Linked DNA regions of Homo sapiens: region 1 is linked to region 2. The links are chromatin loops, found by intact Hi-C in ENCODE. Cell type or tissue: Caco-2. All regions are shown on one strand. Each heading gives the region's core, and the rest is flanking DNA. Links, peaks and the distances in the headings are about the cores only.

Evidence for each region. Peaks named below come from ENCODE experiments on the same cell type or tissue, not always from the same donor. Only the 100,000 strongest peaks of a DNase experiment are listed, where the experiment ranks them.
Region 1: a loop joins it to region 2, with 6 times the contacts of the local background. A loop is called at or near these places in 1 of 110 quality-filtered maps.

What each region holds. Positions count from the first base shown.
Region 1 is chr6:168,255,655-168,271,361 of GRCh38, reverse strand. LOC101929420 (a long non-coding RNA gene) reads right to left here. Exons shown (of 5, transcript NR_110870.1): 2 at 11,986-12,494; 3 at 11,472-11,697; 4 at 9,992-10,694; 5 at 8,784-9,450. Among named protein-coding and RNA genes, the nearest start is that of DACT2, 56 kb to the left of the region's middle. In Caco-2, for the core only: no CTCF peak of the experiment used is centred there; DNase peaks (open chromatin) are centred at 5,203, 6,241 and 6,591; H3K4me3 peaks cover 227 bases.
Region 2 is chr6:168,347,558-168,363,264 of GRCh38, reverse strand. No RefSeq gene overlaps it. Among named protein-coding and RNA genes, the nearest start is that of DACT2, 36 kb to the right of the region's middle. RefSeq lists enhancers at 3,941-4,920, 15,255-15,707. In Caco-2, for the core only: a CTCF peak has its summit at 7,157 (motif pointing right); a DNase peak (open chromatin) is centred at 7,174; H3K4me3 peaks cover 259 bases.

The DNA.
Region 1 (15,707 bases), core at 4,364-8,363, 91 kb after region 2:
TGAACCCGAGAGGCGAGGTTGCAGTGAGCCGAGATCGCACCATTACACTCCAGCCTGGGCAACAAGAGTGAAACTCTGTCTCAAAAAAAAAAAAAAAAAGAAGGAAGGTGAAGGCAGATGTGGACAAAGCGTCTTGCACCCTCCCAGAGGGTGGCCACCTCCTTTTACGAAGTACAGAGAAAATGTCAGCTTTCTACCTAGTGAAGCCCAGCTCGATGGGGACAGGCGACTCTAAATCCCCTCACCCTAGAATCAAGGACAAGCCCCATGCACTTGGCAGGAGGGAGCAGTCTCATTGATCTGGGTTCTGTATCCCATAGCGAGAGCAGTCCCTCGGGCACGTGGACTGGGTGCGTGGGAGCCTGAGATCTGGATGAGAGGTTTGTTTTTTCCTGGAGGGTCAATGGTAGGAACCTCTATTGACCAGACCTGTGATGCCGGCTTGTGTTTTGTGTCGTTTGGCAGAGTTCCCACCTGTAGCTTGTCAGGCAGGGCTGGCCTGTGTGGGGTTTTGTGACCGCAGTTGATGGGAGTTGTGGGGCACCCACTCAGAGGAGCCGGGGGCAGGAGGCACCTCCATCCCTGGCACGGAGCCTCCAGAGACAGGACAGCTTCCCCTCCTAGGACAGCTAGCACCCACTCGGGAGGCTGTGAGATGGGGGGCCACTCGCTGGTCCCCCACAGCGGCCATGCCCTGAGACGATGCATGTGTGTGAGACAACATGGGGTGTATAGTGTGTGTGCATTATGTGTATCTGTGGTGTGTGCATATGGTGTGTACTATGTGTGTGTGTTCTGTGTGTATGTTGTGTGTCGAGTATGTGTGTTCTGTGTAATATGCGTGTGTATGGTCTGAGTTTTGTGTGTGTGTGTGTGTGTGGTGTGGTATACATGCTGTGTGTGGGGTATGTAGTGTGTGTGTGTGGTGTGCATATTACGTGTATCTACAGTGGTGTATATGGTGTGTGTAGTGTGTGTGGTGTAGCTTATATGTTGTGTGAGAGGAGGGTGGCGTGTGTGTGGAGTGTGTATTATGTATGTGTGGTGTGATGTATATGATGTGTATGGGGTGTATGTGTGTGGTTTGGTGTATATGATGTGTGTATATATGGTGTGCCTGGTGTGTGCAGTGTGGCATATTTATATGGTGTGTGTGATGCGTGTGTGTGTGTGTGGTGTGAGTATATGGTATGTGGGGTGTGGTGTATTATGTATATATGGTGTGGGGTGTGGTGTGTGTATATGGTGTGTGTATGGTGTGTGTGTGGTGTGAGTATATGGTGTGTGGGGTGTGGTGTATTATGTATATATGGTGTGTGTGTGGTGTGTGTATATGGTGTGTGCGTGGTGTGTGTGTGGTGTGCAGGGTGTGTGCACATGGTGTGTGCATGTGATCCTGTGGTGTGCTGAACAGAGCGGCTGCTTAAAAGGGGGGGTGGGGAGTGAGGACTGCAGGGTCACTATGTTCACTGATGCTCACATTCTTAAGGCACAAAACAGATGGCCTGAGGAGTTGGCCCCTGAGTTCTTAAATAAGAGAACCAGGGAAGAGGTAGGACAATTTATTAGGACAGTGTTTTTCCTAGGGAGGGAAAATAGGACCCTAGGAAAAAGAATCACAGACCGTCACACATGCTGCCATACGGCTGGCGAGGCTCCCTCCAGGAGGCACAGCACGGGTGTCAGCATGGACACGGCTCCCGCTTCTCAGGACCGCAGCCTGCTGCCCGCAGCCTGCCAGGGAGAAGTGGGAACCAGGGAGGCCGGGCACAAAACACCTCGCCCGTGTCCCTGGATCTGGGGTCCCGGCATGTTGTGCGGATCCTTCTAATGTTAGCTGTAATTGGCTCAGAGCTTCCACTTTCCTGCCCCAAATCAGCAATTCCTCATGTCCCCCATAATCCTCCTGTCCCCCCTAACACTCATGTCCCCTCAACCTTCATGTCCCCCATAATCCTCATGTCCCCCCAACCCTCATGTCCCCCTAACCCTCATGTCCCCCTAACCCTCATGTCCCCCTAACCCTTCACTCTAGAATTTGGCCACATGCTTGACAGACCTCTCCCCTCAAGTGCTTCCTGAGAGCCCAGCACACCCCAGGGACCCTCACCCAAGGCCTCCTGGGAGATCCAGCTCTTCCTTCCTGCATCGCAGTCACCAGAGGGGCTGGGGGCTCCCTCACCCTCCTGGAGCTTGGGTCCCTCTCACTGTCCCTGGGGCTGGGGTCTCTGTCACCATCTTCAGGGCTGGGATCTCCCTCACTGTCCTTGAAACCTTCTGCATCAGCTCTACCTCCCCCTGGTCTCTCTTCTGTCCCCAGGCAAACTCCTTGAAAATTGTGTCATTTTCACAGCCCACGTTTCCTCCCTCCCATTCACTGTTTGGTTTTGCCTTTGTGTAATGAGTTTTAACCAAATAAGCTATGCATAAACATCATGACTCCACCACTACAAATGGCTTCAAGTGTGGCAGAAGACCAGGAATCCAGCACCTTGTCATCCCACATAAGAAGTGCTAGGCCCTGTAGGTCCTTCTGGAGGGACTCCCCTCTCTCCCCACCCCCAGTCCTGGCTGCTGCCCTCAACTTTCCACTGATCTTCCCCAGCCTAAGCCCTGCCCTTCTAGGCCAAGGACTGGACACTCATTGGCCATGCACAGTTCTGTTGATCAGCATTTCCCACACTTGTAAATTTGGTCTTTTGATGTTCGACATTCTGCTGTCTCATTTTGGTTTTAACTTGCGTTTCCCTAATGACTGCTGACGTTGAGCTCCTTTTCATGTATTTGCAAGCCGTGTGGACAGCCTCTCTCGCGCTGTTTCTGCTCAAGTTCTCTGCTGAGATTTTCTTTTGGTTTGCCTTCTTACCAGTTTGCAGGAAATCTTGTTACATTCTTGGTGTGTGGGTATTTACTGAATGCATGGACTGCAAGTTGCCTTCACTATGCGGAGCTTGCCTCTTCCTCTCCTAACAGTGTATTTTGATGAACACAAATTATTAATTTTTCATAAAGTTCCATTTTTTTCAAACTCATTTATGATTAGTGCTTTCTTTGTCCCATTTAAAAAATCTTTGCCAAATACTTTCACACTGTTGGTGGGAGTGTAAATTAGTTCAACCGTTGTGGAAGACAGTGTGGCAATTCTTCAGAGACCTAGAACCAGAAATACCATTTGACCCAGCAATCCCATTACTAGGTATACACCCAAAGGAATATAATCATTCTATTATAAAGATACATGCAAATATATGTTCATTGCAGCACTATTCACAATAGCAAAGACATGGAACCGACCCAAATGCCCATCAATGATAGACTGGATAAAGAACATGTGGTACATATACACCATGGAATACTATGCAGCCATAAAAAGGAACTAGATCATGTCCTTTGCAGGGACATGGATGGAGCTGGAAGCCACTATCCTCAGCAAACTAACACAGGAACAGAAAACCAAACACCACATGTTCTCATTTATTAAGTAGGAGCTGAACGACGAGAACATGTGGACACAGGAAGGGGAACAACACACACTGAGGCCTGTCAGAGGGGACAGAGGGAGGGAGAGTATCAGGAAAAATAGATAATGGATGCTGGGCTTAATATCTAGGTGATGGGCTGAGAGGTGCGTGAAACCACCATGGCACATGTTTACCTATGTAACAAACGTGCACATTCAGCACTTGTACCCAGAACTTAAAATAAAAAATAATGTTTAAAAATCTTTGTCTGCCCATCTTCTTGAAGACAGGCCTGTGTTTTCTTCCTGATTCTTTAGTGTTTTACCCTCCACATTTACACCTTCAATCTACATGAAATCAACTTTCGGAATGGTAGTTTGAGGCAAAAGAAAATATTTATTTTTCCCCTAAAAATACACAATTGATCCAGCCCTAGTGTTTTTGAAACTGTCTTTTCCTCAATCTGTTGCAGTGATCACTCTGTCATATATTAGGGGACGTGGGGGGTCTGTTTCTGGAGTTCTGGTTCCCTGCCTCGGATCTGTTTGTCTGTCTTCTAGCCTGCATCACGGAAGAGTCTGACTTCCGACCTTGTGATCTAAGATCATTTATTGTCTGTAACTGGCCCTGTACATTTCAACATGCATCTTCAAATACTGGAGTCACCATGTCAATTTTAAAACGTGTGTCCCTCTCCCTGTCCCCTCCAAAAAATATCACCTGTGGATTCTTTGGAGGGATTCCACTGAATCTGAAGGTCTGTTTCTGGAGAATTGGCATTGTCAAGTGGTCGAGGGTCCATGTCAAGTGGTTGAGGGTCCCGCAGCAGCAGCAGCTGCTAGGCTGGGTGCACACACTTCCAGAGATGTGCCTGGCCTGGACACGAGAGCACCTGTGGTTTTAACATTTATTGCACACACCGCACACAAGCAAGATGGCATGCTGCAAGCTCTGTGTCTCTGGTCCCACAAGACAACACGGAACCAGAGCCCCCCCCGCTTCACTGTAACCAAAAACCAGGTGAGTTGCTCGCCGCATGCAGAGTTCCATCAACAAGAGTGAGTTCTGATACAAAAACAGTGAATTTACTCTGAAGCTATAACTTGGGGAAGGGGCACAAGACATCCTGCCTTTAAATGTGCTGCTTCACCTTTGCAGCAGAAAGTGAACTCTTTTTTAAGCTAAGGGCAGGGGCCCTCTGCTAGCCTGGTGCCTTATCTACCAGACATCTGAGGTGGCACCTTCTTGGTGACTTGGGCAGAAATAAGTTGTAAAGGTGGCCAAAGGGGCTTGCTTTCGCAATGCGCTTCTGGTGGAGGAAAATCCGGGGCAGCTAGCTGGAAGGGATGCTTTCCTCTGCAAATCCGGAGAGAGCTGTCTGGGCACACAGGGTTAGAAGAACTTGCCCGCGGGGAATGTCTGGTGAGGAGGAGGTGAAAGGCTAGATTTGCATTTCTGAAGGGCTTAATAGGAAGTGAGCAACCAAGGAAAAGAAGAGAGAGAGGGAAAAAATTATAAACCACCTCTTAGAAAAAGGGGGGTACTCAGTTACCCCATGACTGCATGAGCAGCCATAGGCTCTGCTGTCGGGAAGTCCCCCCATTCTCCAGCAGCAGATTGGAAGCCTGCAGCTGTCTCCTGCGGGGTGAGGTGGAGACTCCCACCCTCATTAAAAGCAGGAGGCTACTCCTCCCACAATGTCCAAGGGTCACACGCCACTTGCTATGACCAGCCAGGCAACGGCAAGCCTGACCTGTGGCCGATGTGGGTTCCTGCAAGGGTGTCAGGTGCCATGGCAGAGCCAATCCCCTACGGAGACCCTTCTGCACTGGTGAAGCTTCCATCCTCTCTGTCTCACCTGTCCCCCACTCACAGTGACCTTCCAAAGTTTGCTGACAGCGGGTCAGTCTCCAGACACAAAACATCTTTAATGTGCAGCTCCTAACCCCATCAGGTCTCCTCCAACAAACCATCACTTCTGATCCATGGAGAATGTTAAATCCTAGTATAGATTTGAATCCACTTAGGTCGCGTCTATTCCAGGACAATGGAAAGAAGGGTGGGAAGGAGAGTGAAGAATGAATTCCAGATGTAGCCATCCCATTGTCGGGTTTTCACGCATCCACAACCACCAGCCTGCACACTTTTGCCTTTAGATTTGGGGCATTTGGGAAAGAGCCTTGGTCTTCAGATCTCCGTCTCCTCTCAAGCCACAGAGAGCAGGTGGGAGCGGAGTGCCGGGATGCACCGACCAGGGGTCCCACAGAGGCTCCGGTGTGTGATGGGGGGGGGCCGCAGCGTTTCCTGATGTGCCCACATGTTCCTCACCATGTCCAGCATTGTCTCGGGTCAACATCCTTCATGATCCACATGGGACAGTCGCAACCAGAGCCCCTCCCATAACACGGAGCCTGAAGCTCCTATCCCTGATTTGAGACGGCCACCTAGTGACGTCTCTAGCCCTGGTCTGCTGATGCCCAGGGGGTCTTCGTGTTAGGAAGGGAGGATTCTTCCAGAAGCACAGTTCTCTGCCTTCAGGAAAAAGGGGCTGAGAAGGTAATAAAGCATAAAATGCAGTGTAAAGGTGCAGGAAAGCTTTGGGATTTAAAACAGAGGGAGAATTGGAGGAAGGATGTGAGCCAGGGTGTCAGTCCAGCGCCTCCCAGGAGGATAGTCGCTTGGCCTGGGGGGTGGGCCGGGCACCTCGAGCTCCTTATCTGGCTCAGGTGGGCCCATCCCTAATCCCCTAATCAATCGGTGTTTGAAGAGACAGTTTTCCTGCATGCTATCTTCCCAAATGCCTTCAATTCCACAGCACTTCGGTAAATATGTTTAGCAATCCTCTCATCCAACCAGCATGTCAGGGCTTGGCACACAGGGGCAGGGACTGCCCAGAGTATGAGGAGCCTTTTTACATGGCCTGTCATGTAGATTTTAAAAAATCACTTGAGGTGGAAAGTGCTATATGGTTTCCAAAGACAAGTCCCAACACCTGACCCTTTCATGAGCTGGAGGCGGATCTGTCAGGGCACCGGTGGTTAGGAGGCGAGGAAGGAACGGAGGCCTCTTCTCCGACCGTCTGCATGTGCCACGAACAGCTGTGAGTAAGTCAAAATAGACAACACGCAGGAAAACAAAGTCAGCCCCACAGTTTTGTGACTGCTATGGGGAGAGTCACGTGGCCAGAAGCCAGCGGTGTACTTTGGACAGCGTTATGCGTTCTGGGGCCTGTTTCATCACTTTTTTTTCAGTTATCCCTCACGTTTTTAGAATTTTTTCCCCTCCTTTACAGTATTCTAAGTGTGGAGGAACATTTGTGTTTTCTCTTGGTGGTGAATGCACACGTTTCAAGTAATTTACAACTTAAAATCCTGGAGACTGGGGAGGGAAAGGGCTGAGGACAAGTGGGCTGCGGGTGAGGGGCGCTGGTTCACGTGGGCGCCTTTCGGAGAATCCCAACAGCACTAACCTAAAGTGTCTGCATAATTAAATTAATGACTTTTAAAATGTTGGGGAATATATTGCTTATTACAGTTTTTTTCTCACTTTAACAGTTCTAAGGGCCCCAACACCTCTTCTTAAGAAAGTTAGTTCGGCTTCTCTGTATTAATATTTAATATCCAAGCCAGACAAATATAGTTTATAAATTTAACAGAAAATTTAACAACTTTATAATTATAAATCTAAGGAACTTAAAGAATCACAAAGTAAAAAACACTTGGATAATAAAAATGGAGTAAAACAAATTTACATTTAATTATGTTCACATCTAAAGAGAAACATTACAAGGGAATAGGTAGGAAAAATACGTTTTTAAATATATTTTGTTATTTTAAAAAAATACACGTGTGTATTTAATTACAGCACTGTTCTCAAAGTGTGGCTCAGCAGAGAGCCTGGTCTTAGACCCTGGGAGGATGTTCAGGTCCCACAGATTGTTTCTAACAGGGAGATGGGGGCTGGGGGGCGGAGGAGGAGGTTCAGCTACTCTGAAGCTAAATATACATCAGTTTGGGAATAAGAGATGCAGAAAAACCAGAGCTTGTCTTGGGCTTTCTTCTCCACCTGGCAGTGATCGTCTGCAGCAGCCCACAGAAAGGCCTCAGGCCGCAGACAGACTTGAGGCTCTATCCCGCCCGTCCCAACCCCCAGCACCGGCGTCTGTGCCGTTCCACGCCGGCTCCTGCTGCCAGCCGAGCCCTGAGGTGGGGCGCGGTCTCTGAAGGCACCAGGCTAAGGGGCTGGAAACCAGTGTCCAGTGCCCACTCTCCGCGCGTGTCTTCAGCTTTTCAGGGGAGTCTGTGCCCACAGCTCCACCTCGTTGGAAGCATCAGGCAGTTAGAAATCAGCCTTCGGGAAGGCTTCGTCAGTTTCCTTCACGGAGAGAACCCAGGAGCCTGGTGCGCCTGCCCTCTGAGGCTGCGGCGAGCTTTGCGTCTGAATTCCTTCTCCAGCGTGAGACAAACCGCCCGCTCTGTGCTGCTTGAAGGATATTTTTCAAAGTGAGGAAACTGAGGCCACGCGTCATGGTGTCATAATCCACCAAACACATTTGTCGGACGGTTTTCCTTTTCGTCTTAATCTCAAGGAACGCATATTTACAGCTCAAGTGCAGAGCTGAGCCTGAAATGCAGGCATCACCCACCTGAGGCTCAGGCCTATTAAAATATGGACACTGCTTTGCACTTTGTTCGTTGTAAGGAGTCTCTTTCTAGAAAATAATAAGCTTGTATTTGCAAATACAGATAAAAGGGCACTTTGGGCTTTAAGATGCTGGTAAGTTTTAGTGGCAGAAGATGGATTTGCCCCAGTCTGGTGATTCCAGACTGTGGGATCCGGAATCAGGAGGCCCTCCCTTCCTGCAAGGTGAGTCCCTCTGGGCCTGGGGCCAGGACTCGGCAAAGTGTCAGCCCGTGTGACCAAGGACTCTGAGGAGAGCCCAGCGGCGGAGCCCAAGGCTGGTGTGAGCCCAGGCTAATTTTTTTTTTTTTTTTTTTTTTAGACACAGTCTCACTCTGTCGCCCAGGCTGGAGTGCAGTGGCGTGATCTTGGCTCACCACAATCTCTGCCTCCCAAGTTCAAGCAATTCTCCTGCCTCAGCCTCCTGAGTAGCTGGGATTACAGGTGCTCGCCACCACACCCAGCTAATTTTTTATACGTTTAGTAGAGACGTGGTTTCACCATGTTGGCCAGGCTGGTCTTGAACTCCTGACCTCAGGTGATCAGCCTACCTCGGCCTCCCAAAGTGCTGGGATTACAGGCATGAGCCACCATGCTTGGTCTCTTTTTTCTTTTTCTTAATTTTTTTTTTTTTTTTTTTTTGAGACAGAGTCTCACTCTGTCACCCAGGCTGGAGTACGGTGGCACGACCTCGGTTCACTGCAAACTCCGCCTCCCGGGTTCAAGTGAGTCTCCTGCCTCAGCCTCCTGAGTAGCTGGGACTACAGGCACCCATCACTACACCCGACTCATTTTTGTATTTTTAGTAGAGATGGGGTTTCTCCATGTTGGCCAAGCTGGTCTTGAACTCCTGACCTCAGGTGACCCGCCTGTGCCTTGGCCTCCCAGAGTGCTGGGATTACAGGCATGAGCCACCGCGCCTGGCCCCAGGTTAATTTTTAACATGACTGTGAACTCTCAGAGACTCCTGAAGAATAAACAAAAGCCTCTCTCGCCTCATTGTCCCCGAGGGAGAGAGCCCGGTGCCCTGCGAGGGAGAGGCTGAGGGTCCAGAGGAAACGGGAGGCTTTCCACGGCCACTGCAAGTGTTTGCTTTAAACAAATATTTCAAAAGTCAAGATCCCGAGAGCAGCCATATGCCTCCTTCTGAGGACCCATGAGTCTCTTTCATCTGCAGTTTATTCAGTGGGACTTTGGCCTTCTCCGACTTCTGAAGGTCAACCAGCCGAAGCCAACACACCCTCTTTACATTGACTCACAGCGCAGGCCAAGTCCGCTTGAGTGGAACATGCTTCTGAGAGTGAATTTCCTGGAAGGACGTGGGAAAAGGGAATTTAAAGAGGAAATTCTCATTTTCTTTTCAGTGTTTGAACTCAAGTAAATAGCCACAATTATAGGATAATTTAAGTTTATCCTTACCTTTTCTTACATAAAAATCCACTTTTATAACATAAAAGTTATAACAAATTAACTTCTTGTTTGAATGCACTTTGTGTTTTGAGAGCTAGTAGTTTTTCAAAAAGGCTTCAAAGCTTGTTCATCCTCAGCCTCACTCGCTGTCCCACAGGGACTCTGGTTATTGGGATATCTGGGGTATCGTAGGATACACATGGCTCAGCCCATGGGGCATTTGTATGTCCAGAAGGGACACGGCCCAAGGCAGCCTCTGTGGTCAGGGGATCCCACTCTTCTCTGTCTGTGGACGTCCCCCTTTCGGGGCGCATGGGAGCAGCTTCAACACAGCAGCCCTTCCTGGCGCTCTCCCCTCCCACCCTGGTGGTCTCCCCAGAGCTCCGTATCACCTGCCTCCGCGGGACATCACCTGCCTCTGCGGGGCGTCACCTCCTTACCTGCCCTGGCAGAATCAGGTGCTCCTGCACAGAGTTTGCTCCCAGTGATGGAGGTGTCACATGCTGTCCTGAGAGTTGAGATGGTCGATACAGTGTTTGAACTTCACAGAGCACATCAGGCCCACAGGAGTAAAAGGAAGAACTTTATTTTCCAAAGCGTCCCCTTGCCTCCCTCCTGGAGCTTGACCCTCTGTAAATGAGAACCATTGGCTCTTCCCAGTGTAAATCAAAGTGTGTGCTTACAGATGTCCCTGTGAAAATGAAACTATCTGGGCCCTGCCTTTTATAAACAGAAAAAACAAAACAAAGTGTCTGGTGAAGGCCATTCCTTGGGCTTCATTCAGCACCCACGAGGCTCTGGGAAGAGCCCATCCATGCGGGAGATATTATTACCAATGGACCCAAAGAACAATTGGTGGATGACAGGGTGGACAACATGAAATAGACAAACCAGCACTGGAAGAGCGCCCGGGCTGTGCCCCCTGCCCCGCATCCCCCACCCACCGCCCTACAAGGTCAGCCTGTGCAACGTCGGCCCCACGCAGGCGGCCTCTCCAGGTCGAGGGGTTTCCGTCGGTGCTCAGAGCCATGCAACTGCCCTTCCAGAGGTGGACAGGCTCCAGGGGTGCCGGTCAGCCCTGTGCAGGCCCGAGAGGGCTGTGGAGGCAGGTTTCAATGCGTGTTTTGTTTGGGGCTCTTTAACCTGTGGAAGGAAATGCCCAGCGGTTTAAGCCAAGTGAGGGGAGGGCTGGGGCTTTACAGGCAGTACCCGGGTTCCCGCGGAGACCCAGAGGGAGAACTGGAGGACCCATCCCCCCAGGACCTAAGCCTGAAGTCTCCACCACAGCCGACAGCTTTCCTGTGTTTCCCGGACTGCAGCTCCTGAGAGCATGCCGAGGGTCCTGCTGCACACGCGGTCAGCTGTGGTGTACACAGGATCAAACGACCTCCCTGATCTGATCTCAGTTGGTCAGGGAGCTGCGCAGGGCACGACAGGCTCTGGGAAAAAGTACCATATGAACGTTAAGATATCAGCCAAGGCCAGGCACGGTGGCTCACACCTGTAATTCCAGCACTTTGGGAGGCCAAGGTGGGCGGATCACCTGAGGTCAGGAGTTCCAGACCAGCCTGGTAACATGGTGAAATCCCATCTCTACTATAATCACAAAAATTAGATGGGCGTGGTAGCGAGTGCCTATAATCTCTGCTACTCGGGAGGCTGAGGCAGGAAAATCGCTTGAACCTGGGAGGCGGAGGCTGCAGTGAGCCGAGATCATGCCACCGCACTCCAGCCTGGCAACAGAGTGAGACTCTGTCTCAAAAAAAAAAAAAAAAAAATGCACCTAAAATGAGATGCACAAGGTGCTAGTCGCTGATCTCATGGAGGGTAGAGGAGGAATCTGAAGGTGTCGGGTTGTTATTTAATAGAGTCCTAACCTGAAGCTGAACAGGAACTTAAGGAGCTGAGCCAAGTCCTCACCTTCTCACAGGGAAGCCAGGCCCACAGGGGACAGTGTAAAGGAACACAGCAAACTTTCACTGGCGCTGGGATGGCATTTGAGGCCTGGTGACCCACAGACCCGGGCTGCACTCTGCCTCCATGGCTGGTCTGTAGGGTGGAAATGCTCCTGACAGGCAAGCTTGATGGACTGTGAGTATTTCTTCCATGACGATAATATTTGAGGTTTAAAGAAAAATCACAAGTACTGGAAAAAAAAAAAAGAAAGAAAGAAAACTCTATGAAGTAGAAAAAGAGAGAGAAAGAGCTCCATGTTTCCATAAATACTTTATTTTTTTAAACTTAATTTTAAGTCCCGGGATACATGTGCAGGATGTACAGGTTTGCTACACAAGTAAACGTATGCCATGGTGGTTGCTGCACAGATCAACCCATCACCTGGGTATTAAGCCTCACATGCATTAGCTCTTTATCCTGATGCTCTCCCTCCCACCATGTCCCTGAAAATACTTATAAAATTAAACAAATAAGTTACCATGTGTTAGGACGTTAGGAGTGCTTTTGGGGCAGGCGTATTATAATTAAGTGGTTATGTAAAACTTTTAAAAATGTGATTAGTTTCCACTGTTTCTGTTCTTGTTTTCATCTCCAGCAGAAAAGCAATTCAGAGTCAGTCTCAGGGAGCGGAGAGAAGGCTGGGAATCTCAGCTTTGCTGAAGGTAATTGCGGGGCCCTGAGGAAATCATTTAATTTCTTGACATGCCGTTTGTGCACAGGACTGACCCAATGGCTTCCTTGTATGGCCGTCCTGGGTAGCAAAGGCATCCGCACGCATGAGCTGTGGTGGGTATGGTGATGCCTGGTGAGGCACATGCTCCATGCACCATGGATGCTATCTTCTTTAGGTATGTCCTGAAAGACTTGACTTCTCGGCCGGGCGCGGTGGCTCACACCTGTAATCCCAGCTTGGGAGGCCAAGGCAGGCGGATCACAAGGTCAGGAGATCAAGACCATCCTGGATAACACGGTAAAACCCCGTCTCTACTAAAAAATACAAAAAAAAAAACAAAAACAATTAGCCGGGTGTGGTGGCGGGCGCCTGTTGTCCCAGCTGCTTGGGAGGCTGAGGCAGGAGAATGGTGTGAACCCGGGAGGCAGAGCCTGCAGTGAGCCAAGATTACACCACTGCACTCCAGCCTGGGTGACAGAGTGAGACTCCATCTCAAAAAAAAAAAAGGCTTGACTTCTCTACATTTTAGGATACGCTCACTTTTTATTTGAAGGATGGTCAATTGAACGCACTCCAATTTTGGGCACCTATTTGCACAAAAATGACCTCATAGAGCCATAAAGCACACACAGTGAGGCCAGAAGTAGTTTAAGTTAAAGACATTCATTTCATTTATTTGTGTTTGCTGTCATTCCCCTGCAGCTTTTGCATTTAGTAATTTTTATCTTTCCATATTGGTTGTTTCCCACAAGCTTTGGGTGACTTGATGGGGGCTGGGTCACTGTGGACGTTCTCTCCTTTGTACAGTGTCATGGAGAAGAGAGTCACATGGACAGGGAGGGGCCGGGGTCGCCATGCACATCTCTTGTCCAGGGAGGGGTCTGGGCAGCTGAAAGTCTCTGATTGTCCTACTGCCTGGGCCACCCTGAGAACCATCATCTGATGTCTTAACTACCAAGTGATTTGCCCTGCTATGAGCTCATACCCTTATAAAATGAAAATGCCCCATAGGAAAAGGTCATTTGTTTACCTAAACAGAACTTAAATTGTGACTGATGTTCTGCACTGAAGGGATGGTCAGAGAACACCAATTCCCTCCATGGGTCAGCGTCCACGTGCATGCCTGCAGGTCCTCACCATGATTCTGAGTGACACAAACTCGCTGTGTTGAATGAACTCTTTTCCTCACCATTTCCGTCGCCCCCTCAACAAGCACAACGCCCTAAAACCACCGCCATGTTTAGACCTTCGTCTATCATGGAAGAGTCCTCCACAACTGTATAGATCACCCCGACAGGTAAACTTGTGATCCTGGCAGAATTAAGAATTCTTTAAACAGACGTTTTCTAGATTAAAAAAGAATCGTCTTTCCCTGGGGTTACTAACCTGAGAGCGTGCTAATCTGCGTGGGTCATCCAGGGATGTGGAAATTGTCTGAAGAATGAAGCCAAGAAGAAAATGACAACATGAGAGACAAATGGGGAATGGGGAGAGGAGAAAGGGAGAGAGACAGAGAGAGAGGGAGAGAGATAGAGACAGGGAGAGAGACAGAGACAGAGAGATAGAGACAGAGAGAGAGACAGAGACAGGGAGAGACACAGAGACAGAGGGAGAGAGACAGAGACAGAGGGAGAGAGACAGAGAGAGGCAGAGGGAGAGAGACAGAGACGGAGAGAGAGAGAGGCAGAGGGAGAGAGAGAGAGACAGAGGGAGAGAGACACAGAGAGAGGCAGAGGGAGAGAGAAAGATAGGGAAGAGACTGAGACAAAGGGAGAGAAACAGAGAGAGACAGAGGGAGAAAGAGAGGGGGCAGAGGGAGAGAGAGATGGGGGAGAGATTGAGACAGAGGGAGAGAGACAGAGGAAGAAAGACAGAGAGAGAGGCAGAGGGAGAGAGAGAGAGGCAGAGGGAGAGAGAGAGAGAGGCAGAGGGAGAGAGACAGAGACAGGGAGAGAGACACAGAGAGAGAGAGAGACAGAAGAGAGAGGGAGAGAGACACAGAGAGAGAGGGAGAGAGAAAGAGAGAGAGGCAGAGGGAGAGAGACAGAGACAGAGAGAGACAGAGAGGGAGAGAGACAGAGAGAGGCAGAGGGAGAGAGAGAGATGGGGTAGAAATTGAGACAGAGGGAGAGAGAAACAGGGAGAAAGAGAGAGAGGCAGAGATGGGGAGAAACAAAGATAGAGGGAGAGATTGATACAGGGGGAGAGAGACAGAGAGAGATGGGGGAGAGATTGAGACAGAGGGAGACAGAGACAGAGAGAGACGTAGAGAGAGAGAGACAGAGAGGGAGACAGAGAGAGGGAACCTGACTCTGCACCATTAGTGGCGCTGGCTCAAGACCCTGATTCTGTGCCCCTCCCTCTGATTCTGTGATGCACCTATGACCCTGCTCAGCTGTGAGCCCATAACACCCCTGGGTTCTAACCTGGAAGCTGAACATGTTAGCCTGTTTCAGGATGAGTTCCCATCACTTTGAACTGAGAGATTCTGTCCACTGAATGATGACCACATTCATACGTTTGGAAAGGAAAGCTTTATTTCTCATAAAGGGCTGTAGCCTGTAGGTGGCCATTCTGACCACTTGGAAAGGGTAGCCTCCAGTCAGAAGCTAGAAACAGACATGTAGAAGGTGGGAAGAATAAGACAGGGATTGATTGAGCAAGGTGGCCAAATATACATATTCAATAAGCTATGGGGGGAGTCATGAATATTCATGAAAGAAGAAATACATCCATGTGCAATTGAGTTTCATGCCCCTTTATGGGTCCCCTGTTCAAAAATGGCCACATTAGCATAATCCCAGGGTGGAGTTTTTGTCCCTGTGATATCAAAAAGTGAAGTAGAGGACACGAAAACTCACTGTGCATCCTCAGTAGACTGGCCAGAGCCACTCTGAGGTCAGTGGTCTCTGTCAGGAAGGAATAGCGGTCAGTGGTTTTGTCAAAACTGCAAAGGGAGGGGCAGTGGCAGGTAGTTGATTGATATCAATGGCAGAGCCTTTTGAAAGGGCTGGTTTCTACCCAGTCCTTAGGGAAGGAAGCCTAATGGCGGTGAGGCATGTCTGATCTCCTGTCCTATCATGGCCAGGAACTCAGTTTCAAGGTTTCTCTGTGGTCCTCTTGAACAAGAGATGATCTATTCGGTTAGTTGGGGGCTTAAGATTTTATTTTTATTTCTCAATCCTGACTGATACATGGCCCTTGACTTGCACTACAGCCATGCCTCTATTTCTATGTAGAGGGCTGTGTCTGAGCTGTCTGACTGCTCAGGAGAAGCGAGATGGGGGTGCAGTGCCTGGACAGCAGCTCCAGGGGTCTTTGCATGCACATGGAGCAGGTCAGTGAGAGCTTGAACAACAGCTTTCCTCAGGTCTAAGGAATAATAAGTAGGAAACAAGCCAGATGCCAGAAAAGCACATGAATTAAGAGTGTGAAAGCAAAGAACCCAAAGTCATCCTTCCGAAGAGGATGGAGCTCATTGTCCTTGGTCACTTAATGCATGAGGATGGGTCAGCTGGCTTGGGTAG
Region 2 (15,707 bases), core at 5,038-9,037:
CATATCTATTGATAGATGACATAGATAGATAGATAGATAATCATCTGAACTTCCTCTGCTTCAGCCATTTTTATGGGAGGAATATAATGCTAAAAGTTCTAAAATGGCAGACTTGCTTTCTCATTGGAAATGTATAACATTTTCTTGAATGATTCTGGGAACACAGGTGCTATCATGGGGGTGGACATGCATTTCCTGTAAGCTACTAGGTAGAAATGTACCAGTGCCAGTCACCCACAGTTAGATACTAATGTGGTAAATGTGTTTCCTTTTAGAAATGGAGTTGGTTTTCCACACTTCACATCATTCTGGCTTCTTAGGAGTAGAAATGAGGCTCCCGAAGCCTCTTAGAAAATCCCTTAGGTCTCAAGGCAGAGCCGTGAACAAGAGTGGCATGATCCGTGCATTTGCTATAAGCTTTGGGGGTAGGGGGCAAGCCCGGACTCTGGTTCCAGTGAAGGTGCGGCACAGCCCACCTGCAGGGCAGCGCTCCAGCCATGCTCTGCCACACGGATGCACCTGCACTGACCAGGAACCACCTAGATCTGGGCAGAGATCCTGGTTTTGGAGGAATCCAAGCAGAAGTTCCTAGTGAGGTCTTTATAACCTATGGGTCTGAAGCCAAGCTAGGCTGTGAAGCAGTGAAACTAGGCAGGAAGCATCCATTTCTGTTCCTAAACAATGGGGACTAGCTGGGCCTGGTGACCCCAGGCAGCTCCAGATTTCGGCATGCCTTCCAGATCACCAGGGGCTCCTCTCAGCCATCACCTGGACAGCAGATCAGTGTGTCCAAGCAGTGGGGTGCGATGGTCCTACCAGGCCACAGCCTTGATTGGAAAAGAGAGAAGGGGATGTGTGTGTGTGTATGTGTGTGTGTGTGTGTGTGTGTGTGTGTGTGTGTACCATTCACTCCTATTTTGAAAAAGAATGGAAAAATAAACCAAGACAATTTTTATTTCGGCAGAGGGAAGGAAGTGGGTGCAGGTGATAAGGACAGAAGTGACACTTCTCTCAGTGTTCCCTGTTTCATGGTTTTGATTTGGGAAACATATGTATTTAAATACAAAATGAAATGAAAAAGAAAATAGGCACCAAAATGGAAAACAAATAAAATTGATTATCTTTCGTTAGTGTCATAACATGGGAAACCTTTACTGCTGGTAACTTTCGTTTGTTTTTTAACTTCTTAACAACTTTACTGAGGAGGCGTCATAGGCATACAATTTACCGCATATCCACAGTGCAGCTTGATGCCCTCTGGCGTTTGGACACCCATGAGCCCATCGGTTAGGACGGGCAGCGTTGCCCTCTCCATGGCCATGGTGTCTCTCCCAGCTGCCCCATCCTCCCTGGGCCCCTCAATGCAGGACTGCTGCTGCTCTGCCTCCTGCCACAACAGATGACTCTGCATTTTCCAGAGTTGTATGCTCATGAAATCACACAGCAAATTGCCTAGAGAGGTCCAGCTCCTTTTGCTCTGTCACGATTCTGGACCTGCCTGTGCTGCTTTATGGATCAATAGTGCCTTCCTTTTCATTGCTGAGTAGTATTCCATTTTGTCAATATACCACAATTTGCTTACTACCTATGACCTTACTGCTGGCAATGTGAGTTGTTTCTAGTTTTTAGCTATTACAAATAAACCTACTGTGAATATCTGTGTGCAGATGTTGTAGACGCTTTATTTTCTCTTGGGTACACACCCAGGGGTGGGACAGCTAAATCACATGGTGGGTGTGTTTATCTTTCAAAAACCCCCCATACCATTTTCCATAGCTGCGTCATTTTGCTTTCTCACCTGCAGTGCACGAGAACTGCAGTTTTTCCACATCCTTGCCAACACCTGGCATGGTCATTCTTTATCATTTACCCATGTTAAAGTATAGATGGAGGCCTCATTGGGGTTTAAATTTGCATTTTTTCAATCTCTAGTAATGTTGAACATCTTTTCAGGTCCTTATCTGCCATCTACCTATCTTCTATAGGGAAATGTCTGTTCAAATGTTTTGCCCATTTTTTAATCAAGTTGTCTGTTCTCTTACTGAGTTTTTAGAGTTCCTTATGTTCTCTGGATGTAAATCCATCATTATCAAATATGTAATTTGCAATTAGTTTCTCTCAGTTTGTGGCTTACCTTTTCATTCTCCTCACAGCATCTTTTAAAGAGCAGAAGTTTTTAATTTACGTAATTTATGTTTACAATATGGGTTTTGTATGTGTGTTGGGTTTTGTTTGAGATCATGCTTTTGGTGTCATATTTAGGAAGCCTTTTCTTAATCCAATGCTATAATGATTTTGCCTATGCTTTTCTCTAGGAGTTTTCATAGTTTTAAGTTTTACATTTAGTTTTATGACACATTTAAAGTTTTTTTAAAATATAGTGCATGGTATGGACAGAAGTTTTGTTTGCTTGTTCGTTTGGAACACATAGGTATACAACAGTTTCAGCACCATTGGTTGAAAAGATTATCCTTTTTCCACTGAATTGTCTCTAAACACTTTCTGAAAGTCAAATGTCCACATATGTGTGGATCCATTTCCAGACTCTCTAATCTGTCTTGTTGATTTGTCTACCTTTATGCCAGTGATACACTGTTGTATATAATATGTTGTATACCACAGGTTTACAATAAATCTTATTTATTATGGTAATCTAAATATTATCATGCATTTACAATACATCTTGAAATTAGGTAGTATCGGTCTTACAATTTTGTAATTATTTTTCAAAAGGCAATTTCAATCAAAATCGCTTACGGTATTTTTTTTTTTTTTGGTAGCAATCGACAAGCTGATCCTGAAATGTATCTGGAAATGAAAAGGCTCTTGAACAGCAGAACATCATCTAGTTCTTCACACTGTGCTACCACCTCTTCTGTAGGTTTGTGATTATTTGAAAAATAAGTGTAGTTTTTAAAAAATTAATCAATTATATTTCCCAAAAAGTTGAAATCCCTGCGTTCAGCTCTCTTTCGTTCTAGAAAATAGCCCTTCAACTTTCTTGTTCAGAAATAGAAAAACGAACTTCATTCCTCATGTATCCTCATCGTGGGTCCCTTCAGTCTTCATGTTATCACCTTTTCTGTGTTCAGCTGTGACGTGCATACTGATTTTAAACAGGATTAAAACATCATTTTGTTTTCTTACCTCTCTCTCCAAAATTCTGACGTCCTCGAGAGTTTCCCACAGTTGTTAGTGATTCCCCATTTCTAAATATGGGATCGCACCTCCCACAGTCCTCTCAGGCTGCGATTGTGCACACATATTAAAGTAATTACGGGACCCTGGGAGGACAGCAGTGACTGTGTTTGCTTGTGCTGACGTGCTTCGTCAGCGTAGCTGTGAAATTACACACAATTAGTTGAAGATTCTCCTTGTGAACAAAAAAATAACGCCATCCACATAATAGGTGGTATCGTCATCCCTGAAATTCCAGGCCCTTACAATGAGCAGCGTACGAAGACCTGCGGTTTCCTCCCACCCACACGTGAAGGGGAAAGGGTCCTCGTTACCAGCCAGTGTGAGCCAAACACATCCCTGATGCGAACTGCTCATCAATGCCCCTGTTGAAAGAAAAATTCTAGCAGAATTAAGTTTAACAGAGTTTAATTGAGCAACGAAGGGTTCATGAATCAGGCAGCCTCCCGAGCCAGAACAGGTTCAGAGAGACTCCAGCACAGCCACGTGGTGGAAGAATATTTAGGACAGAAAAAGGAAAGAGACGCACAGAAGACGGAAGTGAGGTGCAGAAACAGCCAATTGGTTACATCTCGGCACTTGTGGTGTTTGAGCATGGTTTGAACAGTTGGCCACCTTTGACTGGCCAAAACTCGGTGATTGGTGCAAGAGTAGGCTATGGTCCGTTTACACCTCTACAGAGAACCTGTAGGTTGAATTTAAAATATGCAGACAGTGTAGCTTTAGGCTACACTTGATTTAAGAGATCGCAAAAGCTTCCCAAATGCTCAGCTCTCAAACGTGCCGGTTCCGCCAGCTGCTCAAAGATGTCTCTTCCACCTCTGCATGCAAATGATTCTGTGTGTTAGATAATCAATAGTGCAAGCAAGAACCCTGCTGCACCAGTAAAGTGGTATTTGTTAGCTAGGAGAACAAAACCATTTAATAGTAATGATGATAATTAAACATTCAGATTGGTGTCTGACAGGAGCGTCCTGCGGGAGGACAGACGCAGCTGAGACAAGGAGCAAGAGGACTGGCAGGAGGAAGCACCGGAGCATGGGGTGCTCACATCCACTGAGGGCTGCCCCTGCTGAGCACCGTCCTGGGCCCGCTGAGGTTCTCACACCTGCCTGGGGCCGCCCCTGCCGGGCACCGTCCTGGGCCGCTGAGGTTCTCACTCCTGCCTGGGGCCGCCCCTGCCGGGCACCGTCCTGCGCCCGCTGAGGTTCTCACACCTGCCTGGGGCCACCCCTGCTGAGCACGGTCCTGGGCCCGCTGAGGTTCTCACACCTGCCTGGGGCCACCCCTGCTGAGCACCGTCCTGGGCCCGCTGAGGTTCTCACACCTGCCTGGGGCCGCCCCTGCTGGGCACCGTCCTGGGCCCGCTGAGGTTCCCACACCTGCCTGGGGCCGCCCCTGCTGGGCACCGTCCTGGGCCCGCTGAGGTTCTCACACCTGCCTGGGGCCGCCCCTGCTGGGCACCGTCCTGGGCCCGCTGAGGTTCCCACACCTGCCTGGGGCCGCCCCTGCTGAGCACCGTCCTGGGCCCGCTGACGTTCTCACACCTGCCTGGGGCCGCCCCTGCTGAGCACCGTCCTGGGCCCGTTGAGGTTCTCACTCCTGCCTGGGGCCGCCCCTGCCAGGCACCGTCCTGGGCCCGCTGAGGTTCTCACTCCTGCCTGGGGTCGCCCCTGCTGAGCACCTTCCTGGGCCCACTGAGGTTCTCACTCCTGCCTGGGGCCGCCCCTGCCAGGCACCATCCTGCACCCGCTGAGGTTCTCACACCTGCCTGGGGCCGCCCCTGCCGGGCACCGTCCTGGGCCGCTGAGGTTCTCACTCCTGCCTGGGGCCGCCCCTGCCGGGCACCGTCCTGCGCCCGCTGAGGTTCTCACACCTGCCTGGGGCCACCCCTGCTGAGCACGGTCCTGGGCCCGCTGAGGTTCTCACACCTGCCTGGGGCCGCCCCTGCTGGGCACCGTCCTGGGCCCGCTGAGGTTCCCACACCTGCCTGGGGCCGCCCCTGCTGGGCACCGTCCTGGGCCCGCTGAGGTTCTCACACCTGCCTGGGGCCGCCCCTGCTGGGCACCGTCCTGGGCCCGCTGAGGTTCCCACACCTGCCTGGGGCCGCCCCTGCTGGGCACCGTCCTGGGCCCGCTGACGTTCTCACACCTGCCTGGGGCCGCCCCTGCTGAGCACCGTCCTGGGCCCGTTGAGGTTCTCACTCCTGCCTGGGGCCGCCCCTGCCAGGCACCGTCCTGGGCCTGCTGAGGTTCTCACTCCTGCCTGGGGTCGCCCCTGCTGAGCACCTTCCTGGGCCCACTGAGGTTTTCACTCCTGCCTGGGGCCGCCCCTGCCAGGCACCATCCTGCACCCGCTGAGGTTCTCACACCTGCCTGGGGCCGCCCCTGCCGGGCACCGTCCTGGGCCGCTGAGGTTCTCACTCCTGCCTGGGGCCGCCCCTGCCGGGCACCGTCCTGCGCCCGCTGAGGTTCTCACACCTGCCTGGGGCCACCCCTGCTGAGCACGGTCCTGGGCCAGCTGAGGTTCTCACACCTGCCTGGGGCCACCCCTGCCGGGCACCGTCCTGGGCCCGCTGACGTTCTCACACCTGCCTGGGGCCGCCCCTGCTGAGCACCGTCCTGGGCCCGTTGAGGTTCTCACTCCTGCCTGGGGCCGCCCCTGCCAGGCACCGTCCTGGGCCCGCTGAGGTTCTCACTCCTGCCTGGGGTCGCCCCTGCTGAGCACCTTCCTGGGCCCACTGAGGTTCTCACTCCTGCCTGGGGCCGCCCCTGCCAGGCACCATCCTGCACCCGCTGAGGTTCTCACACCTGCCTGGGGCCGCCCCTGCTGGGCACCGTCCTGGGCCCGCTGACGTTCTCACACCTGCCTGGGGCCGCCCCTGCTGAGCACCGTCCTGGGCCCGCTGAGGTTCCCACACCTGCCTGGGGCCGCCCCTGCTGAGCACCATCCTGGGCCCGCTGAGGTTCTCACACCTGCCTGGGGCCGCCCCTGCTGAGCACCGTCCTGGGCCCGCTGAGGTTCTCACACCTGCCTGGGGCCGCCCCTGCTGAGCACCGTCCTGGGCCCGCTGAGGTTCTCACTCCTGCCTGGGGCCGCCCCTGCCAGGCACCGTCCTGGGCCCGCTGAGGTTCTCACTCCTGCCTGGGGTCGCCCCTGCTGAGCACCTTCCTGGGCCCGCTGAGGTTCTCACTCCTGCCTGGGGCCGCCCCTGCCAGGCACCATCCTGCACCCGCTGAGGTTCTCACACCTGCCTGGGGCCACCCCTGCTGAGCACGGTCCTGGGCCCGCTGAGGTTCTCACACCTGCCTGGGGCCACCCCTGCTGAGCACCGTCCTGGGCCCGCTGAGGTTCTCACACCTGCCTGGGGCTGCCCCTGCTGGGCACCGTCCTGGGCCCGCTGAGGTTCTCACACCTGCCTGGGGCCGCCCCTGCCAGGTACCGTCCTGGGTCCGCTGCGGTGCTCACACGCTTGATCTTCTCGGCGTTTCCAGAAGTGGATGCTTTTGCACATTCATCTCACAGGTGAGGAAAGTGCAGCCTGGGGCGTTTCCAAACTCAGGGAAAAATATGTTACCGTTGGAGCCCGAATTTGAACCCTGGTCTCCCTGAGTCCAGACCTGCAGGAAAGAAGGGAGCAATTTAAAAAGAAGCAGAAAGAAGGTGCCAAGGGAGGCACGGAAGCAAAGGGAAGGGGCTAGGTGTGGCCCCGGGTTGTTTCTGCAGACAGCGTGTCACCGCCTGGTGGCCGGGGCCGCTGGATGTGAGATGTGGAGACCTCGCGTCGTTTGTCATTTGCTGTAAGTGCTGGGAGATTTCTCTGTAATTCTCATAAGGAAAGGGGATGCCTTTTGCTGCGTTTTTGGGAGGATTCTCTGCAGCTGCCTCTTTCTGGAGCCCTGGGTCAGGCTGAAGATCCCCGCGTCCCCCCTGCGTGGACACCAGGGGGCACCCCACCCGCACCAAGGAGGTGCAGACTCCCACAGCCATAACAGGGAGGAAGAGTCCAACCCACCCACGCAGACAGGCGGCTCACACTCAGTGTCGACCTGAAGCAAAGCATTTGGAGTTTCCGTGTGCTCTGACTTTGGGGAGCCAGGCTGTGCGGGGACCGAGTCCTTAAGTGCAGAGTTCAGCTGTGACCGGGCTGACAGTGACCCTGCTGTCTGTCCAACACGCAGGGCAGGAGGCTCCTTCTAGAAGCTGCTGCAGTCTGCAGAGCACGGTGGCTCTGGGGGTGCCCCTGGGGTCCAGTGCAGGGTGGCACGAGGCCAGGTCAGCTCCAGAGAGATGCAGGCAGCACTGCCCACCGGGCCCCACTGCCACCCCTAAGACAAAAGTCCCTGTTTTTGTCTCTTTGCAGACACCTGGGCTTTTTATTAAAACACAACATCCCTAATCAAGCAATAAAGATGGAATCTGAATCCTATCTCTGACATCAATTGTCTTCTCCTTTTTTTTTTTTTTTTCTTTACTGAGACGGAGTCTGGCTCTCTCACCCAGGCTGGAGTGCAATGGCGCAATCTCGTCTCACTGCAACCTCCACCTCCCAGGTTTAAGCGATTCTCCTGCCTCAGCCTCCTGAGTAGCTGGAACTACAGGCGCCCCCCACCACGCCCGGCTAATTTTTTATATTTTTAGTAGAGACGGGGGTTTCACCATGTTGGCCAAGCTGGTCTTGAACTCCTGACCTCAGGTGATCCACCTGCCTCGGTCTCCCAAAGTGCTGGGATTACAAATGACATCAATTTTCAGTGAACTGGGTTGGAACACTTTTTAAGACATCGCAGGCTGTTCTCTAGGCAAGGGTACAGGGAAACTGTATTCTTAATCTGCGCCGGTTGTAATTACAGTGGTGTAACAATTGCTCTAGGAAAAGTACCCAACGACAGATGGCAAAAGCTACAGAAATACTATGTCCTTTACCTGTTAAATCCACACAGAGGAATCTCAGCTAAGAAAAAATCCTAAGTATGGAACGTCATTACATATAAAATATGTTCATCAAAATCCCATTTCTAATAAAAATTGTTCAAAAATTATTTGAAAGCCTTAAAGTAGGGGTAATGTAACTCTGCTGAGTACCTCCACTCGGTAGAATATGGTCCAGGCCTTAAGATCTGGGGTCATCATTGTACACAACATAGAAAATGCCCTTTACCGCATTTGTGACTATGTAAAAGACAGGCACAGGAAAACAAAGCTAGAAGAAACTAAGCCAAAATATTAGTGCATTTGTGTTCCAATAATGAGATTCTAGCTCTTCTTTTCTGGGCTTTCGAAATTGTATGTGATATGGATTTATTTTAATTAACAATTGGAAAATAAATAAAACGTATTTCTTTTTTAAAATAGATTTTAAATTGTATTATTATGAGAATACTGACTGTTGCTCAATAGAAAGCCAAGATCTACCGTGACTAAGTCTACACCTCCAAGAGTGCATTAGCCAGAGTGCTCCCCAGAGTGACGACGTGCAGGCTTGGCAGGAAAATAATGGCAGCCAAGGCTGGGGAGAGCCTGTGGTCCCGCTCCGCAGCCCAGGGGAGGGAGGCTGCATCAGGGTCGGCAGCGAGCAGAGGACTCCTGGGCAAGCTACTTCCCTCTGCTCTGCATCAGTTTATCCGCCTGTAAAAGGGGTGTGAAAATATGCCACACCTTGCAAGCTTTTTGCAAAGATTCAAATGAAATAATTCATATTGGGCCAGGTGCAGTGGCTCACGCCTGTAATCCCAACTCTTTGGGAGGCCGAGGTGGGCGGATCACGAGGTCAAAAATTCGAGACCAGCCTGACCAACATGGTGAAACCCCATCTCTACTAAAAGATACAAAGAAATTAGCCGGGCATGGTGGCACATGCCTGTAATCCCAGCTACTCCAGTGGCTGAGGCAGGAGAATCGCTTGAAACAGGGAGGCAGAGGTTGCAGCGAGCCAAGATCACGCCATAGCACTCCAGCCTGGGCGACAAGGCGAGACTCCGTCTCAAAATCAATCAATCAATAAATAAATAATAAAAAAGAATTCATATTAAAACTCTTGTATAAAAGATGATTACAACAAAAAAATCCATAACAATAGATGCAGATCAGGTTTCCTCTTCCAGGTGACACAATATTAATTCATTCATTCACCAAAAATGTCTTGGTCTCATCTAACATGCAAAGCATCCGTCAACGTGCTTAGCACTGAGGACCTAAAGACAGAGGAGACATGATTTCTTCCCTTGAGCATTTTACAAAATCCATATGGAAAAGCCAAGAGAATCTTCAACAACTAAGTCTAATGCCGTGCTTCTCTGGTTGGGGATATGCTCTATGTGTTTGCATTAGTGGAAGCAACCTCGAAGTCACTTTATGTCACCCCACACTGTGGTAATTTCTTGATTTTTAAATTAGTGTGAATTTTTGTTTCTTCCTGGATTGTTCTATAATCACCCTTGTTCTCTGGGAAAAGAAGCACTTTCCATTTTAAAGAGGAAAATAATTTTGGAATTTTGTTTATGTGGTTTAAGTGGCAAATAAGAAAGACAAATGAATTTCCATATTGCCAGATAACCTCAAGGAAAGGAGAAATGCTTGAGGGTCATTCCTCCTCCAGTGTGGTTAGTCTGTGGATATAATTTGCCTCTGTCTGCCTTGACTAGATGCTCCCAGGGGCCCCACCCATTCTCTGGTGTCCAAAGGGCTTTTTCCCCTGCTCTTCATTCATTTTGGCATATTAAGAAATTGGGTTTCATGTTCCACCTAAAACCACAGGCGAGGTAGTTCTCTCGTGCAGGTGTGTAGCTCTCTCGCCTTGCAAAGCAGCACACACTAGGACACTCCTCAGGAGCCCAGCCTGGTTCGGGTTTGTATCGCACTCCGGGTTTCTCTCCAGAGTAAAGATGACTTCACGGTGGCAGCAGGGGCTTCCCAGTCGCTTGGAAAATCCCACCAAGAAAATTGTTCTGTTCATTCAGTGAATCTCGCTATTCCATTTTTAAGTGCATTACCCTCTTCTGGAACCTCACAGTTGCCCATAATAATCCACACAAAAAGCCTCATGTGTGTGTGTGCTTGATCATCGGGCAGTCATGCCAGTTCTATCAGTGGTAAGTAGAGGCGTGTGTTCCCACTTTAGAACGCTTTGCTCTCTGTGTACCCAATGACGAAAACAGAAAAGCAAGGAGCATGCTTCTGTCGTTTATCATAGCAGAAGAAAAGCATTCAGCCAACATTTGCTATCTTTCGACTTCCAGGTAACAGCCCTTCTAAGGGATGTGAGGTGTTATCTCATAGTGGTTTTGATTCGCAACTCCCTGATGGCCACTGATGTTGAACACCTCTTCCTATACCTGTTGGACATTTTTATGTCTTCTTGGGAGAAAATGGCGATTCAGATCATTTGCCCATTTTTTAATAGGGTTTTCTACTATTGAGTTGTATGAGTTCTTTATACATTTTGGATACTAACCCTTGATATGGTTTGGCTCTGTGTCCCACCCAAATCTCATGTTAAATTGTAATCCCCAATATTGGAGGTGATTAGATCTTGGGGGCAGAGTTCTCATGAATGGGTAGTATCATCCCTCAGTGCTGTTCTGGGGATGGTGAGTGAGTGAGTTATCATGAGATCTGGTTGTTTAAAAGTGTGCGGCACCTCCCCCCACCTCTTTCTCCTGCTCCAGACATGCCACGTGCTGGCTCCCTGTTGGCCTTCCGCCGTGACTGTAAGTTTCCTGAGGCCTCCCAGAAGTTGAGCAGATGCCAGCACTGCTCCAGCCATGCCATGTGCTGGCATTCTCCTGCTCCAGCCATGCCATATGCTAGCTCCCTGTTGGCTTTCTGCCATGACTGTAAATTTCCTGAGGCCTCCCCAGAAGCTGAGCAGATGCCAGCACCATGCCTCCTGCACAGCCTGCAGAACTGGGAGCCAATTAAATCTCTTTTCTTTATAAATTACCCAGTCTCAGGTGTTTCTTTATAGCCGTGCGAGAATGGACTCATACAGCCCTTTATCAGGTCTATGGTTTCCCAATCCATGGGCTGCCGTTTTATTTTGTTGATTATTTCCCTTGCTTTGCAGAAGCTTTTTAGTTTGATGTAGTCCCATTTATTCATTTATTTATTTATTGCTTTTGTAGCCTGAGCTTTTGATGTGACATCCAAGAATCACTGCCAAGGCCAATGTTAAAGAGCTTTTAGCTTCTGTTTTTTTCTTGTATTTTTATGGTTTCAGGTTTTACATCAAAGTCTTTAATCCATTTTAAGTTGATTTTTCTGTTTGGTGTAAGATAAGGGTCCAATTTCATTCTTTTTCACATGGAAATCCAGTTTTCCCATTACCATTTGTTGAAGAGACTGACTTTTCTCCATTGAGTCCTCTTGGTGCTCTTGTCAAAAACTAGTGGACCATCCATGTTTGGATTTATTCCTGGGCTCTCTATTCTGTTTCATTGGTACATGAGACTGTTTTTATGAAAGTCCTGTACTGTTTTGATTACTATAGCTTTGTAATATAATTTTAAATCAGGAAGTGTGATGCCTCCAACTTTATTTTTCTTTCTCATTCTTGTTTTGGCTATTTGGAGTCTCTTATGTTCCATATACATTGTAGTTTTTTTTTCTATTTCTGTAAAGAATGCCACTAGGATTTTGATAGGGGTTGAATTAAATCTGTCCATTGCTTTGGGCAGTGAGGACATTTTTGCAATATTAATCATTTCAAGTCATGAACACAAGATCCTTCCATTTATTTGTGTCTTCTTCAAACTTCTTTCATCAATGTTTCATCGTTTTCTGCATACAGATCTTTCACCTCTTTGGTTAAATTTATTCCTTGGCATTTTGTTTATTTCTATGTGTTGTAAATGGGATTGTTTTCTTGATTTCTTTTTCAGCTAGGTTATTATTTATATATCCTACAACTTAACTGGATTCATTTAGTAGTTCTAACACTGGTTTCATTTTGTGGAACTCTGAGGTGTTTTACACATATGATCATGTTCTCTACAGATGGAGATAATGTTACTTCCTCGTTTCTGCGGATGCCTTTTCTTTCTTTTTCTTGTTTGATTGCCCTTGCTAGGACTTCCATGCTATGTTGAACAGAGTGGCAAGAGTGGGCATCCCTGCCTCATAGCAGATCTTGGTGGAAAAGCTTTTAATTTTCCCTCTTGTACACAGTTGGTGGAAATGTAGATTGGTACAGTCATTATGAAAAACAGTATAAGCTTCCTCAAAAAATTCAAAATAAGAACCACCATATGACTCAGCCTTTCCTCTGCTGGATATAGATTCAAAATCCATGAAACCAGTGTCTCAAAGAGACGTCTGCACCTGCATGTTTATTGCAGCACTGTTCACAACAGCCAAGATGTGGGGGGGAAGAAAACCTTAAGTGTCTATTGGCAGACAAATGGTTTAAAAAAACTGTGGTACATACACATCATGAAATATTATTTAGCCCTAAAAAGGAGTGAGATCTTGTCATTTTGCCACTGCATGGGTGAACCTACAGAACATCCTTCTGCTGAGTGAAATAAGCCAGACACAGAAGGAAACATATTGCATAATCTCACATGTGGAAACTAAACAAATATTTTAAATCAAATATACAGAAAGAACAAAACAGTGGTTTACAGGGACGTGGTGGGCGAGGGGAATGGGGAGATGTAGCAAATGTGTAGGTGTCTGGAGATCTCGTGTACAACATGGAGAGATGTAGACATGTAGGTGTCTGGAGGTCTTGTGTACAACATGAGGACTGCGGGGAAGGAAGCATTTGGAATTCATGCTGAGTAGATTCTTGCCACTGCTGTGGTCAGGCTGTGTGTCCCCACCCACCTCTTCTTGAATTGTAATCTCCAGGTGTTCAGGGAGGGACCTGGTGGGAAGTGATTGGATTAAGGGGCTGTTTCCCCCATGCTGTTCCTGTGACAGTGAGTGAGTTCTTACGAGATCCGGAGGTTGTATAAGGCACTTTTCCCTGTTCTTGCTCTCTCTCTTTCCTGCTGCCGTGTGAAGAAGGTCTTTGCTTCCTGTTCAGCTTCCACTATGACTGTAAGTTTCCTGAGGCCTCACCAGCCATGCAAAACGGTGAGTCAATTAAACCTCCTTTGTTTATAAATTACCCAGTCTCAAGTAGCATCTTTATAGCAGTGTGAAAACAGACTACTACAGCCACCTTGTCACAAAATCAAACAAACAAAATGAGTAACTAGGTGAGATAATGGATATGTACTTTGGTTCATCATAGTAACCTTTTTACTGTCTATCTGTACCCCATAATATCATGTTGTATACTTTAAATATACACAATACACACACACACACACACATATATATATATACATATATATAATTTTTTTAAAAAAGAAGCATTTGGGTCTAAAATAGGCAGGGTTATCTGGGAACCTGAACCCCTAATGTTTCTCTTCCACTCTCCACTCATCTCCACGCCTGGAGGAACAAATTCTGATGACATCGAGCATCAGAACCCAGCTCAAGCCCAGCATAACTTTGCCCTAAGAAACAATTTTATGGAATTATTCATGAGGATGTACTTGCAGACCAGCTGAGCATAACCTACGTGTCTCTCTCCCTTGGAGGTCTCCATGATAAACGTAGGAGGGACCTTTTCTTTAGGTGAACGTCTGCCTTCTGCAGTGGCTGCCATCTGGGCCCTGGGCTGGAACCCGCCTTGGGTTATTCTCTGTGTAGATCCCTCCTGACAACAAGGGCACGGACCTACACTCCATAAAGGGCAGGCAGCTGCCGTGGTTTCGATCAGCCCTGTTAGAGTGTTTAACTGGGGCTTGCAACAAGAAAAGAAACTTTTTTTTTTCGAGATGGAGTTTCACTCTTGTCACCCAGGCTGGAGTGCAGTGGTGCAATCTCGGCTCACTGCAACCTCCGCCTCAGGTTCAAGCAATTCTCCTGCCTAAGCCTCCCAAGCAGCTGGGATTACAGGCACCCGCCACCACACCCTACTGATTTTTGTATTTTTAGTAGAGATGGGGTTTCACCATGTTGGCCAGGCTGGTCATGAACTCCTGACCTCAGGTGATCCACCCGTCTCGGCCTCCCAAATGCTGGGATTACAGGCGTGAGCCACCATGCCCAGCCAAGAAAAGAAAATTTCCTAGAGTAATTTATCATAGAAGAGACTGATTTACGAGCAAAAATCACTGCAGGCCCAAGTGTGCTGGCAGCATCTAACGGTGCCCGCACCTTCCAGGGTGAGCATAGGGCAGTGCAGCACCTGAGGCTGGCAGCGGGCAGCCTTCCCAGAGGCCTGGCCCAAGCCTGCATCCCTCTCTCCAGACCCGCTCTGCTCTGCACCTGCTTTTCATGCCAGGGTCAGCAAACTGTAGCCCACCAACTGTCCTTGTAGTGTCTGTGAGCTGAGGATAATTTTATATTTCAAAAGATTTGAAAAAATAATCAGCAGAAGGAGAAGACTTCGTGAGGGGAAAATTATATGACAGCTAAATAAACATCCATGTCTAAAGCTTTGAATGTCATCTTGGCTTTCTCTGCTGCCACCTAAGTACCTACATCGTACCCTCAGTTTTACCTCCTGTCCCACAAGGGCTAAAACACTTGCTCCCTGGCCCTTTGTGGGATAAGCTCCGACCCTGCTCTGTGTGGGAGTGACTACGCTTCCCCTGCAGGAGGCTGCTGCCGCCCCATGAGACAGACCCAGGACGAAGTGTTGACTCTCTTAATTCTGGCCTCAGGGCCGTGCTCCAAATCCTGGTCACTTCTTTCTGGGCCAATTCTGAACCGTCCCCATGAGGTGAGGGGGCTGCTTATTTGTGCCATGTTTGCTTATCTTCATGAGCAATGAGTTCACGTTACATGGAAGGGATGGGTGGAGGAGAGGGGCCTGTGAGCTGGGCGGGCGGGTGCCCATGGTCAGGAGAGGGGCCTGTGAGCTGGGCGAGCGAGGAAGGGGCTAGGACAACAGGGTCTCCCCACAGGTGAGCGAGGAAGGGGCTGGGACAGCAGGGTCTCCCCGCAGGTGAGCGAGGAAGGGGCTGGGACAGCAGGGTCTCCCGGCAGGTGAGCGAGGAAGGGGCTGGGACAGCAGGGTCTCCCCGCAGGTGAGCGAGGAAGGGGCTGGGACAGCAGGGTCTCCCCGCAGGTGAGGGAGGAAGGAGGTTCCACCACTTGGGCAACACTCAGCTTAACCAGCGAGTGGAACGCGTGCTTGCAGAGGGCGCCAGGAGACACGTGTAAGCATGTTGAGCAGCATGGTGGTGGGGATGAACGCCCTGCAGGCAAGAGGCCTGGAAGAGCAGCTGTGGCGGGATCACGGAATACGGCACTCTACAGTGAACACGTGGACCAACTGCTCTCCACACATCAGCAAGCACGGACCCGAAACACGGCACTGAGTGAAATAGCAGGTCAAGCTTACAAATAACCACGGCTTCCATTGGTGTTCAAAGGTGGCACTTCTACTAACTCACTAATACAGTCACTTAAGACATACAGATTATGATCATCCATTGAACAGATCAGGA